Regions from separate parts of the Homo sapiens genome. Here region 2 is linked to region 1. A link is an interaction called in ENCODE POLR2A ChIA-PET data of the cell type or tissue named here. Cell type or tissue: PC-3. All regions are shown on one strand. Region 1 overlaps TEX46 (testis expressed 46). Region 2 overlaps KDM1A (lysine demethylase 1A).

What was found. Peaks named below come from ENCODE experiments on the same cell type or tissue, not always from the same donor. Only the 100,000 strongest peaks of a DNase experiment are listed, where the experiment ranks them.
Region 2: POLR2A ChIA-PET joins it to region 1 with 22 read pairs; 10 of 35 experiments call an interaction of 5 or more read pairs at or near these places.

What each region holds. Positions count from the first base shown.
Region 1 is chr1:23,006,729-23,014,728 of GRCh38, forward strand. TEX46 (testis expressed 46) reads right to left here. Exons shown (of 3, transcript NM_001242521.2): 2 at 7,155-7,317; 3 at 4,106-4,373. The coding sequence ends at 4,173. Among named protein-coding and RNA genes, the nearest start is that of TEX46, 5.1 kb to the right of the region's middle. RefSeq lists an enhancer at 3,633-4,832. In PC-3, no CTCF peak of the experiment used is centred here; a DNase peak (open chromatin) is centred at 4,213; H3K4me3 peaks cover 364 bases; H3K27ac peaks cover 3,199 bases.
Region 2 is chr1:23,063,281-23,071,280 of GRCh38, forward strand. It overlaps KDM1A (lysine demethylase 1A), which reads left to right. Exons shown (of 21, transcript NM_001009999.3): 10 at 2,780-2,791; 11 at 5,259-5,401; 12 at 5,781-5,871; 13 at 7,945-8,000. Among named protein-coding and RNA genes, the nearest start is that of MIR3115, 23 kb to the left of the region's middle. In PC-3, no CTCF peak of the experiment used is centred here; no DNase peak of the experiment used is centred here.

The DNA of each region.
Region 1 (8,000 bases):
CCTTCGATGTGTGTGACAACTGCAGCTAGCAAAGCCACGGGGGTAGAGTTGCCCAAAGTCTTGGAGGCCCAACCTTCATACCAGTGTGTCTGGGAGGCAGAACATGGACTCAAAGATTATGCAAGCCTTAAGATTTAATGTTGTTTGCACAGTTAAGTTTTGTACTTAGAGGCCAGGTACAGTAGCTCACGCCTGTAATCTCAGCACTTTGGGAGGCCAAGGCAGGCAGATCGTGAGCTCGTGAGTTTGAGACCACCCTGGGCAACGTGGTGAAACCCTGTCTCTACAAAAGATACAAAAAATTAGCCAGGTGTGGTGGTGCGCACCTGTAGTCCCAGCTACTTGGGAGGCTGACGTGGGAGGATGGCTTGAGACAGGGAGGACGAGGTTGCAGTGAGCTGAGATCATACCACTGCACTCCAGCCTGGACGATAGAGCCAGATCTTGTCTCAAAAAAAAAAAAAAAGTTTTGGACTTACTTGGGGCCTGTTACTCCTGTCTTCTTTTCTATTTCTCCCTTTTGGAATGGAAATATCTATCCTATGCCTGCCCCACCACTGTATTTTGCAAGCACATAATTTGTTCGATTTCACAGGTTTACAGCTGGAGGGAAATTTGCCTCAGGGTAATTGTACCTTGAGTCTCACCCGTATCTGATTTAGATGAGATTCCAGACTTTTGAGTTGATGTTAGAATGAGTGAAGACTTTGGGGGCTATCTGGATGGACTAAATATATTTTGCACATGAGAAGGACATAAATTTGGGGGACCAGGGAAAGAATGTTGTGGTCTGAACGTGTCTCCCAAAATACATGTGTTGAAAAAAATCTCCAATGGAATGGTATTGAGAAGTGTGGCCTTTGGGGAGGTATTTAGGTCATGAGGGCTCCGCCCTTATGAATGGGTCAATGCCACTATAAAATGCTTGATAGGGCTGGGCGCAGTGGCTCATGCCTGTAATCCCAGCACTTTCGGAGGCCGAGGCAGGCAGATCACGAGGTCAGGAGATCGAGACCATCCTGGCTAACACGGTGAAACCCCATCTCTACTAAAAATACAAAAAAAAAAAAAAAATAGCGGCCGGGCACGGTGGCTCACGCCTGTAATCCCAGCACTTTGGGAGGCCGAGGCGGGCGGATCACGAGGTCAGGAGATTGAGACCACCCTGGCTAACACGGTGAAACCCCATCTCTACTAAAAATACAAAAAAAAATTAGCCAGGCATAGTGGCGGGCGCCTGTAGTCCGAGCTACTCGGGAGGCTGAGGCAGGAGAATGGCGTGAACCCGGGAGGCGGAGCTTGCAGTAAGCAGAGATCAGGCCACTGCACTCCAGCCTGGGTGACAGAGCGAGACTCCGTCTCAAAAAAAAAAAACAAAAAAAAAAAAAAAAAAAAAATTAGCTGGGCATGGTAGCAGGCGCCTGTAGTCCCAGCTACTTGGGAGGCTGAGACAAGAGAATGGCATGAACCCGGGAGGCAGAGCTTGCAGTGAGCCCAGATTGCGCCAGTGCACTCCAGCCTGGGCGACAGAGCGAGACTCTGCCTCAAAAAAAAAAAATGCTTCATAGAAGGAGTTTGTTCCTTTTTGCCCTTCCACTTATGCCTTATAAGGGCACAACATTCCTCCTCTCCAGAGATCTAGCTTTCAAGGTGCCATCTCGGAAGCAGAGAGCCAACCTCACCAGATGCCAGAGCCTTGATCTTGGACCTCCCAGCCTCCAGAACTGTGAGAAATAAGTATCTGTGTGTTTTTTAAAATAAATTATCCTGTCTCAGGTATTTGTGTGTATGTGTGGAGACAGGGTGTCACTCTGTCACCTAGGCTGGTGTGCAGCGGTGCGATCTTGGCTCATTGTGAATTCGGCCTTCCAGGCTCAAGTGATCCTTCCACCTCGGCCTCCCGAGTAGCTGGGACTACAGGTGCACACCACCAGACCCGGCTAATTTTTTTGTTTTTGTTTCTTGAGATGGGATCTCACTCTGTCACCCAGGCTGGAGTGCAGTGGTACAATCATGGCTCATTGCATCCTTGACCTCCCAGGCTCAGGTGATTCTCCCACCTCAGCCTCTCGAGTAGCTGGGACCACAGGCGTGCACCACCATGTCCAGCTAGTTCTTTTGTATTTTTTATAGAGACAGGGTTTCACCACGTTGTCCATGCTGGTCTCAAACTCCTGGGCTCAGGTGATCCTCCTGCCTCTGCCTCCCAAAGTGCTGAGATCATAGGCGTGAGCCACCAGGCCCAGCCAGAAATTTTGTTATAGAAGCACAAACAGACTAAGACACCATCTATAAATTTTATAAGATTCATAGTCTTAATCTGCCCATTTTACAGTTAAGGACACTGAGGTACAGGAAGAATAAACAATCAAGAGTTGTCCAAGATCACACAACAGAGAGTTGGTGAGTTAGGATTTAAGCCCAGGCAGTTTAGCCCCAGAGATTCTGCTTTTAAAACAAAGTAGGATATAGGAGAATCATCATAAAATGAAAGGGGTGAGAAAATGTCTGGACACGTAAGACACTGATAAGCAATCATATTCTTTTTTTTTTTTTTTTTTTTGAGATGAAGTCTCACTCTGTTGCTCAGGCTGGCTGGAGTGCAGTGCAGTGGCATGATCTTGGCTCACTGCAACCTTCACCTCCCAGGTTCAAGCAATTCTCCTGCTTCAGCCTCCTGAGTAGCTGGGACTACAGGCATGTGCCATCACACCTGACTAATTTTTGTATTTTTAGTAGAGACGGAGTTCCACCATGTTGGCCAGGCTGGTCTCGAACTCCTGACTTCAGGTGATCTGCCCACCCCTGCTAGGATTATAGGTGTGAGCCACCACGCCTGGCCTAGGTATTCTTTATTGAGCACTGCTTGTATACTAGCCACTGTGTTAGGTGCTACGGGTGGGGGAGGGATATACAGATGAACAATATTCTGTGCTTGTCTTCAAAGAGCTTATAGTCTAGTTGAAGCATGGGGAGGGACTGTAGTAATGTGTACAAATCAAATCCCAGCAGACTGTGAAACATTCTATTGTAGAACTACACATAAAATGTGGAAACAATGCTAAGGAAAAAGATTCATTATAGCTGGCTTGAGGGGAGCTTCCTAGAGGTGATGGCTTTGGAAGAAGTGAAGAATTGTAACAGCAGAAAGGAGAAAATTAGGGATCACGTGAAGAAACAATGTAAGCTTATGTGGATGCATTTGGGGGATGGCAAGTTCTCTGGTTTGGTTAGAATGCATGAGACTTGCATGAGAGAGACGATTTTAGGTAGAACACCAACCTAACACTAAGTCACACTGAATCAAACAGTGAGATAATGATTTCCTTTCCAGTTTTCATTATGAAGAAAAGTCTCGGCTAGGTGCTTGCTTGTCTTTCAAACGCTAACACTTGCTGATCTCACTTTTTAACACAGAACACCGGCTCAGATCTGTCAGTGGGCAACCGAGCTCTGGTTGAAATGCAGTAACACGAGCCGGGCGTGGTGGCTTATGCCTGTAATCCCAGCACTTTGGGAGGCCAAAGCAGATGGATCACCTGAGGTCAGGAGTTTGAGATCAGCCTGGCCAACATGGTGAAACCCTGTCTCTACTAAAAATACAAAAATGAGCCACACATGGTGGCGGGTGCCTGTAATCCCAGCTACTTGGAAGGATGAGACTGGAGAATCACTTGAACCTGGGAGGTGGAAGTTGCAGTGACCCAAGATCGTGCCACTGCACTCCAGTCTGGGTGACAAGAGCGAAACTCTGTCTCAAAAAAAAAAAAAAAAAAAAGAATGAGCAATGGACATGGTCAGAGCCAGGCTTGGCAGGGCTGGCTTCGGCCTCTGGGTACAGGATGAGAGGGGAAACTAGGGGCTAGGGCAGGAGTGGGGAGACTCAGAGTGAACAGCACAGGGCCAGGGAGGAACCAGGGTAGAACCAACTGAAATAGAAGACTCTAGAAAGGGATGGTTCTAGAGCCCCATCAGGCCGTGTCACTACGTGCTACCTGGTAGACCTGGTGTGTACAGATTTCTTTTCCAGAGGCAATCTTTCAGCCTCTGATCCTCTTCCTGGCTCCTAGGCACCTTTCTGTTATGACTTACTATGAACATTCAATAGGCTGTGACTGGGTTTTACTGAGGTAAAAGGTAACATCGGCAGAGGCCAGCCCGCCTCGGCCTCATTAGCTGGGGGAACTCGAAGTACAGTCAGACAGGGTGGGGCAAATTGACTCATGCCTCCTCATTCTGTGTTTTTTCATGGGAAAATTCCGATGTCTGCTTGACCGCCCGTGGTGATTCATTTTATTCCATATGATGAACATCTGATTTTCTAGGACCTTCATCTTCATTTCACTGAACAACAGCCGTTGGAGGATCTCGTCCTGGAGGGCAAAGCAGGCATGCGTTCTATTGACTTCTTTTGTGTTCACGGCCTTGCTGTTCTTGGAGTCGTTTTCAGAAGTCTTTGGTTTCTCTTCCTCCTTTTAAGCTCCCCAGCACCAGGAAAAGGGGAAAGTTGGTTAATAATGATAATCCCTTCCTTGCTTGAACACCTGCTCTGTGCCAGGTGGTTTACAAACATTATCTTAACAGAGTCTCACAACTGCCTGCAAGGGGAGCATCATTGCCTCATTTTGTGGAGACTTGGGACCCAGTAACGGGAAGTCACTTTCTTTTTTTTTTTTTTTTTGAGACTGAGTTTCACTCTTGTTGCCCAGGCTGGAGTGCAATGGTGTGATCTCGGCTCACTGCAACCTCCACCTCCCGGGTTCAAACGATTCTTCTGCCTCAGCCTCCAGAGTAGCTGGGATTACAGGCACGTGCCACCACACCCAGCTAACTTTTTGTATTAGTAGAAATTTTTGTATTTGTATTTGTAATTATTAATAGAGGCAGGGTTTCACCATGTTGACCAGGCTGGTCTCGAACTCCCGACCTCAGGTGATCTGCCCGCCTTGGCCTCCCAAGGTGCTGGGATTACAGGCGTGAGCCACCAGGCCCAGCTTGGGAGGTCACTTTCTCAGCATCATACAGCCTCAAATTCCCGAGTCCTCCACTTGCCTTTGGTTCATAGGAATGCATGAGATGGCCCGCTAATCTGCCAGTCACAGTGGACATAAAGCCCTTAGCCTAAATATATCTATCTCCAGAGCCCGTTTTTCCAACATGCCTCTCTGAGCATTTTGTCAGGCTCAGTACGATCTCAAACTGCGAAGTCTCAATGGTCTCATGACATGCTTTTATCTCTATGATCCTCATCTCTCCCTCCCCTGGTTAATAACACTTATTTTTTTTTTCTTTTTGGATTCAGCTACAAACTAATGGTCTTTAAAAATGTTTAAAAATTAAGCCAGGTGTGGTGGCTCATGGCTGTAATCCCAGCACCTTCGAAGGCCGAGGCAGGAGGATCGCTTGAGCCCAGGAGTTTGAAACCAGCCTGGGAAACATGGTAAAATCCCGTCTCCACAAAAACTAGAAAAAATTAGCCCTGTGCACACCTGTAGTCCCAGCTACTTGGGAGGCTGAGGTGGAAGGATCACCTGATCCCAGGGAGGTCGAGGCTGCAGTGAGCCATGGTTGTGCCACTGCATCCAGCCTGGGCCACAGAGCGAGACCCTGTCTCAAAAAACTAAATACATAAAAAAAAAAAAAGGTTAACTGAAAAAATTCAACATATCAGGCATGCAAAAAGGTAAATAATACAACAAATACTCATATTCCCATATCAACTTAAGAAATAAAATATCATAAATATAACTAAAGTTCCCTGTGGACTCTCACACCCACAGCATCCTCCTCCCTCCCTGAATATCATCACCTTAACTGTAATCCTGCATTTAAAATTTATTTTTCCATGCATTTCTTTATAAAGTAGTTCTCAATGGGAGGCATTCTGCCTTCCCCAGGGGACATTTGGCAATATCTGGAAATACTTTGGATTGTCATGAAATGGCAGGTGTGCTACTTGGCATCTCATGGGTAGGGGCCGGGGTGGCCGCTAAGCTAACAATGCACAGGTGACAGGTGAGCCTCCCACAATGGAGAATTATCTGGCCCAATATGTCAATAGTGCCAAGGTTGAGGCATCCTGCCTTAAAATACTTTCACTGCACATACACATCCATAAATAAGATAGGCTATTGTTTTGCCTTTTTTTTTTTTTTTTTTTTGAGACAGAGTCTCACTCTGTCATCCAGGCTGTAGTACAGTGGCATGCTCACTGCAGCCTCAACTTCTCGGGCTCAGGTGATTCTCCCACCTCAGTCTCCTGAGTAGCTGAGACTACAGGCACGCACCACCATGCCTGGCTCATTTTTGTATTTTTTTTAGAGATGGGGTTTCCTCATGTTGCCTGGGCTATTCTCAAACTCCTGGCCTCAAGTGGTCGTTGACCTGCCTCGGCATCCTAAAGTGCAGGGATTATAGCTGTGAGCCACTGCGCCAGGCTGTTTTGCTTTTTATTTTTGTTTTTAGATGGAAGCTTGCTCTGTTGCCCAGGCTGGAGTGCAGTGGCATGATCTCAGCTCACTGCAACCTCAGTCCCCTGGGTTCAGGTGATTCTCCTGCCTCAGCCTCCTGAGTAGCTGGTATTACAGGTGTGTGTCACCACACCCAGCTAATTTTTGTATTTTTAGTAGAGACGAGGTGTTACCATGTTGGCCAGGCTGATCTTGAACTCCTGACTTCAAGTGATCCACCTGCCTCGGCCTCCCAAAGTGCTGGGATTGCAGGCGTGAGCCACTGCGCCCAGCCTAGCATGTTTTTTAACATTAAATGAAAGATGTCATAATCTATGTACATTTCTGCTGTCTTCATTATTCTATTTTAGATACGTATCTATGTTCGTCCATGTTAATTTTTTTTATTTTTTTCACATTAAAGTAGTTGTTACTCTTGCCAAAGCATGTTGACATCAAACATGAAATAGGAGAGTCTGGGGTGGTCCTGATTTAACAGCTGAGGTGAGGCAACTGAGGCCTCGTGGAGGGAAGTGATTTACCCAGCACCACCTAAGAGGAAGCTGTAGAGTGGTGGTTTAGACCAGTCTTGGATTCCCCAGTCTTGCCCCATTATTTCGACACCTACCCTGTTCCCTACCCACCTAATCTAGCTGCAAATATCCCCTATCCCTGAGCTGAAGCCAAGCCCCATCTTGTGCTCACCTGCTGGGGCTCTGGGAGGGTGAGCTTGTGTTCATACTTGACCAACCAGTTGCTAAGCAACAGCAGAAGGAATAGGAACCCAAACAAGGCTGGCTTATAGCTCATCAGCCAAGCTGCCACTGCTCCTATGGTGCCTGCGGAGGCAAGTATCCCATGGAGACTCCTAAAGAGAAATATCAGTTCTGCCAGCATTATGGCGTGGAGGCACACAGGCCCCAGGACCCTGCCTCAGGCCCCTCCATGACAAGAGTCACGGCCACCCACTCCTCTGAGTCATAGCCAGCTCCCTCCCCCCACCCAGCTGCCGCATAACAATAATAATAACTCCTCCTTTGTCTGAAGCACCCACTATGTGCCAGACTCTTTGACAGGCAGTTTGAAAGCATTATCTCATGATGTCCTCACAATAGCCAGGTGATGTAGGCCTCCTCATTCATTCACCAGTACTTCTGGGCCTCGCTACTAGCAAAAAAAATGGCCAATACAGAGCCCCTACCATCATAGGGGCAAAGAAAAGTTATCCAAACTTAGACATAACTGCTTTCACAGTTATACTAGCCCATCTATTGGTCACCTGATACTTTAGGGGAAGGTAACTTTGTTTAATATAATATGTAATATTGATTAGGTTTTGGACTCTGTATAGTTAGACATTAATTTTTTATTTATTATTATTTTATTTTATTTTTGAGACAAGGTCTCACTGTGTTGCCCAGGTTGGAGTGCAGTGGTGTGATTGTGGCTCACTGAAGCCTCCAACTCCTGGGCTCAAGTGATCCTCCTGCCTCAGCCTCCTGAGTAGCTAAGACTACAGGCATGTGCCACTATGCCCAGCTAATTAAAAAA
Region 2 (8,000 bases), 57 kb after region 1:
TAACTGCTTTGAGAAACTGAGCCTTGATTGCTTCTTGAGAATGGTTCAGCTGTTAAGAGAAAGAATGACAGACAGCATGTGAAAAGTAATGGGTGTCAGGTCTCTTACAAACACCGTTAACTATAGGTGTATTAGGTATCTATCGTAACTTTGCCGGTTTTCATTTGTGTTCTTATACAGTGGTGCTTAGGTTAGTATGCTTTTGACACAGGTCTGTTGGCCTTCTTGGTTTTCTTCCTTTGAACAAACATCTTCAATATCTTTATGACAGTCTTTCTCTGCCCTTTGAAATCATTACTGCCAATCCATGCTTATTTATAAATGTAAAAATCTCATGCCTTCCTTTAATGGTCCTGAAGTTGCAAATAGTTTTTGCCCCCTTAATTATAGTTATAATACTGACTTTGCTTTTCCAAACTATATTAATTTATTCATTTAACAAGAATTTACTGGGCACCTCTACTATATGCTAAAAACTGCTAGAGAGAACTACTTAGACATGTTGTGTGTGCCTTTTCCATACACTCTAATCACTGCTTTAAGGAAGTCAAAAAGATTCCTTATGGGGTGGGAGTGGGGGGAAGACAACAGTCTCTATAGAATCACATTGATTATTTTTGTTTTTGGAGACAGATCTTGCAGTGTTGCCCAGGCTGAAGTGCAGTGGCACAAACATGGCTCACTGTTGCCTTGCCCTCCTGGGCTAAAGTGATTCTCCCCCTCAGCCTCGTGAGTAGCTGGGACCACAGGCACACACCCCTACACCTGGCTAATTTAAAATAATTTTTTGTAGAAATGGAGTCTCACTATATTGCCCAGGCTGGTCTCAAACTCCTGGGCTCAAGTGATCCTCCTGCTTCAGCCTCCCACAGTGCTGGGATTTATAGATGTGAGCCACTGCTCCCAGCCTAGAATCACATTGAATTTTATTTGGATTAAGGATATATTCGCCCTATGGGGATAATAGCTATATCTCATTTCCCTTGGCTGTTGAGGAGAATCTGAATTAGAGACTCTTCAGAAGTAAATTTCTTCTTCTAGGTTTTACCAAATGAACTAATCTTAATCTTCTGCTTTACCATAATTCTAGAAGTGCTCGATGGCATGGGATGGGGAGGTGGAGATTGACTGTGGCCTCCACTGGCCAGATTTGGCCATTACTGCCTTTTTCTGATTCTTTCTGGGGATTTCTCTGGCTAAATCTCAGAACTTTGATTACCTAGCGTACATTGCTGCATTTAACTCCATTCTGCTCTGCTGCTGTAGAGTTTGTGAAGACTGGAAGTAAGATAGGTGTACAATGTTTCTGAAGACCTAAAGAGCTTGTTAGAATGATACCAGAGGTAGAAAGAACTAAAGAGAGCTGTCCTCCTTCGAGATTACTTCTTGCAGGATTGGGGACCTTGTCCAGAAAGTTGTTTGGCTTTCCCACATTCTGCATGGGCGAGACACACAGGCTTCCCTTCCCCTGGACACATTTAGAGACAGTCCATATAATCTACAGGACCAAGACAATCAGGATTGAACCTATTTGGAATAGTGAGACTCTTCAAATCCTGTTAGTCTTGAAGGAACTATTTACCTGGAGCCTTTCATAGAGAAATAAATGGCTTCAAAAAGTCAATCAAAATCTGTTTAAAGTGATGTCCATTTTGTTTGCTTCTTAGAACGCTCTTAACATTATTGGTCCTTTCCCCAAAAATGTTTCTTAGTTTGCTGTTACAAGTTCTCACTGTGTTGCAGGGTAGAAATCCACCTGCCTTCTAATGTGGTACTTAAAACCCATTGTAATCATTCGTTGAGTTTCTTTCTCAGGATACAAGTTAAGGATCTAGATTAGAATAGTCAGGTAAGATTTAAATTATTGTGACCTATGTTTAGCGATTGCCAATATTTCAATTCCATTTTGTTGTTATTGTTCCATAATAATTTGTAGAACTAATAGAATCCAAGGATTCTCATCAAGGGGAAATAAATGACTTAAAGTATGGGTAGTTTGGGGTTGTTGGGATAGTCATTTGTTAGTTTTATTGTCTGGATATGTCAAATAGAATATTTCTAACTAGCTTGTTTTTAGAAATGATCCTGTTTTAAAGGTATTAAAAAGCACATTTTGGTTTTCTCCCAGTCAGTATTGATTTCCTAAGGGACAAGTATTTTATGTATTATTTTCCAAATATTCCTTTAATTTCAAAGTGAAATCTTAATGTTAGTGGGGAAAAAAAGCCAGGTTTCAAAGCTATCCCTGGCTGCACTTGCAACATTCCTGTAATTGCTTAACTAGGTGGAAATGGATGGGGCCTGGTGGCTGACAATCTCACATAATCTCATACAACTGAGCCTCGGGTTAGAATGGTGTACCGGAGATGCAGTCCTGTCATCTGGTGTCAGTCAAATGTGGCAGCAATCTTTTGGTTTGGTTTTTGTTTGTTTGATTTTGTTGTTGTTGTTGTTGTTGTTGTTACTGTTCTGTGTTTTTCCTTTCCTCTTTTGAGTTTTGCTTTATTCCTCACTGCTTTCTGACACTTCCCCCTCACTCCCCTGTCTTTTGTTAACTGCCTTTCTTTTGGCCATTTCTGTGCCTTGACTTTCCCATTTGGTCTCTGTACAATCTGTTCCTTATTTCTCTGGTGGTTGCAGCTTCTGAGCTAACAGAATGCTTCTGTCATGCTATGTGTTTAAAGCCTTGATTTTATTGCTGTCATACAAAACTAAACTTGATGTGGCTGTTGGGCTGTTATTTACAGTTTATTTCTCTCTCTGCTGCACTGGTTAAAAGGACACTGTCAAGGTATTTTTTTCATAATTTTTCAAATCATTTTCCTCACTGTTTACAATAACCCATTAAAAGCTTGAAACCTAAATCTTTTCCTTTCAAAGATCCTCTCCATCATACATTCACACTGGTTTGTTGTTGTAGAGTTGCGCCTATATGTTGGGCTGGTGCCATTTGAGTTTTTGTCATTGAAAGCACGTGTAAAACATTAGGTTTTTTGTGGGTGGTGTGGGTGGACTAAGGGGGAAAGTGTAATGAATCCAGTGGGCTGCTCAGCAAACAGAGGGAAGAAACAGGTCAAATTTGGTCCCTCTAACCTTGACAGTGTCCCTTTAAATATTTCTCTACCACACACCCTGGACCCCAGTTACTGAGCCTGAGTGCTGTGTACTTTTTCAGTATGAACTTCCCTTTGTGATTGTCATCCTAGTTGCAAAGATTAAAGCTTGTCTGAAGCAAGCCATCCAGTTGACACTGGAAGAGCTTTAATCTGTACCATTTGCACACTTGTGTTTGACACATTCTGCCCTATTGTAGAGGCATATGTGATCTAGTAGTCCCTCTTGGCTGCTATAGCATCCTCTTGCTAGGCATTTTAGAAGCAACACATAGAAATATCACTTTTATACTCCAGGAAAAGCAGTCAGGCGCATTGCATCTGTGATCAGTTAAGGTCTCATAACTACCTAGATTTCACATTGAAATGTAATTGTTTCTCCTTTTTGAAAGAAAAACCAAATTTAGATTTCCAGAACCATCTTTTGTAGCATCATTGCAGGATTTGCACTAGAAGTAGCATGTTTCTGAGCAAAATTTCAGCATTGTTTGAGTTGCTCTGCATATGACCATCACATATCACATCAGTGAGGAAAAGTAGCTGAGAAAGTAAATGAAATTCCTGACCAAAGGGTCTCTTCCATCAGCTCTCATAGCTGTGTAATAAGAACAAGCTCTTTTTTTGGCCATTGAGTTGAATGAGTAGTAGATCACAGGTTTTTGATCTACCAGTCTTAGGTACCTTCCTGATATAAATGGCACCAAGTATCTGAAGCCTGATTCTCTGCCTCATTTAACACAAACCAGAATATTTTTAGAGATTTAGATTTTCTTTAGGCTAAGGGTAATTCTTTAATTATAAAGATACCCTGATCCCTCCCATGTATAGTCTTTGGGAACTTACTGTTTGAATATGATTTTTAAATCAGTTATGGTATCTGTCATATTTACAGTTCAAAGGAGAGTTGCAGTCCTCTTTCTTTTTGGGGGCAGATTGCCCTTCTTGCCAGATTCTTTCTGCCACACACTGGCTCATCTCGTAGTGTTACTTGTGTTATCAGTGAAGGAGCAGAGGCCAGGGTTCAAAATCGTCTGTTGGGTTGGGAAGTGGAAAAACTGTGGAGTTTCAAATGAGAGGTAGAATCTTACTGGGATGGTCTTGTCAACAGTCAGTTACCTCTGATTGTAAAAGGTCGCTCCTCCTGAGTCTTAGTGTTTACTAGAATTTGCTTCAATGTTTTATTTTTGTGTTACCAGTTTTAGGTTGACTGTATAATGAAATTCTGTATTTTGAATCACATTTCCCTGCTGATATCAGCCCAGCTTATAACAAGTAATGCTTGCCTTAAACATATTTTTTCTTTCTCTCACTTCTGCCATCAATTCAACAATAGGATTGCAGATACAGTTTACTTTGGGGCTGAATTAAGCAGTAGCAGAGGGGTGTTTGTAAACTAACTGATGTTATCAATAGGCAGGGACACAGCATGGCTTAGGATCATGGTCTTCCAGCTTGATGACCTGCTTTGCAATCTGTTTGCTTCATCCACATCAATGAGGAGCCAGACCTTCTGGTCCTTCATTTACTCATAGACTCTCTTAAGAGCTTTGTACATTCAATTCTGAACTTATTGGTGCCATAAAATATTATTACTGTGCAAAAGAATAAAAGTGCTAGTGTGTTCTTATTAGTAGCCATGAATTTCATTTCTCTTTTCCCTCTTCCCACCTGAGATTCATCTTTGAGGGGAAGCCAGATACCTTGGGCTTCTTATTTTCCCATCCTGCCCTTATTCTTGGAAGGTCCTCAGGTTTGTTGACATGGTTTTTGTTCTCTGGGACTTTTCTAGTGTGTTGTTTGCATGTCAGCCAGCTCAACTTAATGCATGTCAGCTCAGTGCCACTTGTGCTCCATGTGACTTCAGTTAGCACCAGTGTAAATCTTGTGGCTGTTAATAGAGGTGGAGTCCCAGCTCTGACGGCAGTAGTGGGAGAAGAAGAGGAAATTGTCAGGGCCCAAACATTTCATATCTCATTTAAATGGATCTGACCACTTCATAGAAAAGAAAATTTGAATCATTGTGCTCAAAGGTTTCCCCTTTGAGATACATATTTTGACCTTTATAAACTATAGAGCATTTGTGTTTTCATGGATGGTTATGTTTAGTTTTATAAGGACCAACTCTGCTATACTTCGGATTTTCAGGTTCCTAAAGAGAAAGATGAAATGGTAGAGCAAGAGTTTAACCGGTTGCTAGAAGCTACATCTTACCTTAGTCATCAACTAGACTTCAATGTCCTCAATAATAAGCCTGTGTCCCTTGGCCAGGCATTGGAAGTTGTCATTCAGTAAGTACTTTGATACTGCTTATTGTATAGTGAGTTCCATGTGTAAAGATTTGCTATTTATGTTTTAAGTTTTTCTGCAAGTCTTGTTTGAGGTAGTTTTTACTTAATTTTGTATGAAACCATTGAATCCAAAGTTAAAAATTATTTAAAATAATTATATGATCCCTTAAGGCCCCTTTCACTTCTAAAATTCAGTGCTTTTATGGTATTATACTATATTTAACATAGCCTAGGAAATAATTTCCAACTAGCCAACTTTCTTGTTCCTAAGTATCAGAAGTTTCAGTGGGCCTTGATGCCCTTAAATGTTTTTGATGGGCACCTGTCTTATTCTGCAAAGTTGGCTTTGAGAGCAGATTATACATATTGTCTCTCTTAGGTTACAAGAGAAGCATGTCAAAGATGAGCAGATTGAACATTGGAAGAAGATAGTGAAAACTCAGGAAGAATTGAAAGAACTTCTTAATAAGGTGAAATTCTGTATTTTCTTCATAGCTGAAGAAGCTTTAATAGGAGAAAAAGTCTTTAGAAATTTTAAAAGCATTTCCGAGATTTTTTCCTCCATGGAAGAGAAAGTCTGCACAGCTGGGACTCATTCTTAAGAAAATAATGACTAACGAAAGAGACTGTTTTATCTGTCAGTCTTTCAGTGTGGCATTATTGATAAATGGTTGCCAGAGGAAATAGATCTTTCCTCTTTGTCTGGTTCCCTTTGGCTCAGGGGTGTCCAGTCTTTTGGCCTCCCTCAGTCACATTGGAAGAAGAAGAATTGTCTTGGGCAACACATAAAATACACTAACACTAATGATAGCTAATGAGCTTAAAAAAAATGGAAAAGAAAATTCAGTGTTTTGAGAAAATTTATGAATTTGTGTTGGGCCGCATTCAAAACTGTCCTGGGCCACGAGTTGGACAAGCGTGGTTTAGCTATTCTAAAGCTATCCCAGTGCCCTCAGCTGAATTCTAGGACTAGCAGGAGAATTAGCTGTACTGGAGCCAAGTTTTCATTGGTGAAGACCAACAAATCAGCAGCCAGTTCATTGGCATAATTATTTCTCTTGAGTTGCTGCCACCCCCACCTCTGTTCCCCAGGGCTGAACCGTTAGGGCTCTTCTCTGCCACCGCCTTCCAGAGCCCCAGGCTCCAGCGCATTAAAGTCCAACCATTTGCTTCTCCTCACCCTGCCAGCTGCAAAGGTCGCATCAGCTTAGGGAGAAAATAGCCCCTGGAGGGGGCCTTTATAGTGCATACTCTGGGTGTGCCTGTGACTGGACTCTTGCCTCACTCTCACTGTGCCTCATTCTTCATCCTGTCTAATGAAGAGATCTCCAGCTCACAGTCTTCATGGATTGTGGTAAGGATGAAATGAGAAGAGTGATTTAAGAACTGCCAAGTGGCCAGGATACCTGTAGGGTGGCCCAGTCTCAGGCTTTGTCACTCTTGTCCTGTGTGGTATCATCAGAAACCTGAAAAAAGCTAACATTAACAATGGTTCCTTAAGATTCTTTGGCCAGGCACAGTGGCTTATGCCTATAATCCCAACACTTTGAGAGGCTGAGGCAGGTGGATCATTTGAGGTCAAGAGCTCGAGATCAGCCTGGCCAAATGGTGAAACCCCTTCTCTACTAAAATACAAAAAATTTGCTGGGCATGGTAGCACACACCTGTAATCCCAGTTACTCAGGAGGCTGAGGCATGAGAATCATTTGAACCTGGGAGGCAGAGGTTGCAGTGAGCTGAGATTGTGCCATTGCACTCTAGCCTGGGTGACAGAACAAGACTGTGTCTCTTAGAAAAAAAAAAAAAATTCTTTGACCTTTTACATATTTAAAAAACACATTATAGGACCAGGCATGGTGGCTCACGCCTGTAATCCCAGCACTTTGGGAGGCCGAGGAGGGCAGATCACGAGGTCAAGAGATCGAGACCATTCTGGCTAACATGGTGAAACCCCATCTCTACTAAAAATACAAAAAATTAGTTGGGCATGGTGGCGGGTGCCTGTAGTCCCAGCTACTCAGGAAGCTGAGGCAGGAGAATGGCGTGAACCCAGGAGGCAGAGCTTGCAGTGAGCCGAGATGGTGCCACTGCACTCCAGCCTGGGCGACAGAGTGAGACTCTGTCTCAAAAAAAAAAAACAAACACACACATTATGACAATTTGTTTCCGAAAATAAGTTTAAGTTACATTAGCAACAGTTTCCTTTTTGTGGAGATTAAATTTATTTCAATACTGGGTTTTTTCTTTGTTTGTTTAAATTAATGGGACACTCCTCATCCTTCTCATTCGTTTTAGAAGGCAGCACTGATCTTACTTATCAGATAGAGTTGTGGTACCTTTATGTCAAGCCCTATAAGATTTCTTTCCTATTTCCCAAATGGAATGATGTAGGTTAGAACAAGTACTTAAGAATTCTCAGGACCTTGCATTGTAGCCCTGTTTTGTTGGGATAGCAGTTTTGAGGAGCCAAAAAAGGGTACATGTGATGTAGACATAAACTACATTGCTATCTGGAATGGTAAATTTGTATTTTTCCTTCTTAGATGGTAAATTTGAAAGAGAAAATTAAAGAACTCCATCAGCAATACAAAGAAGCATC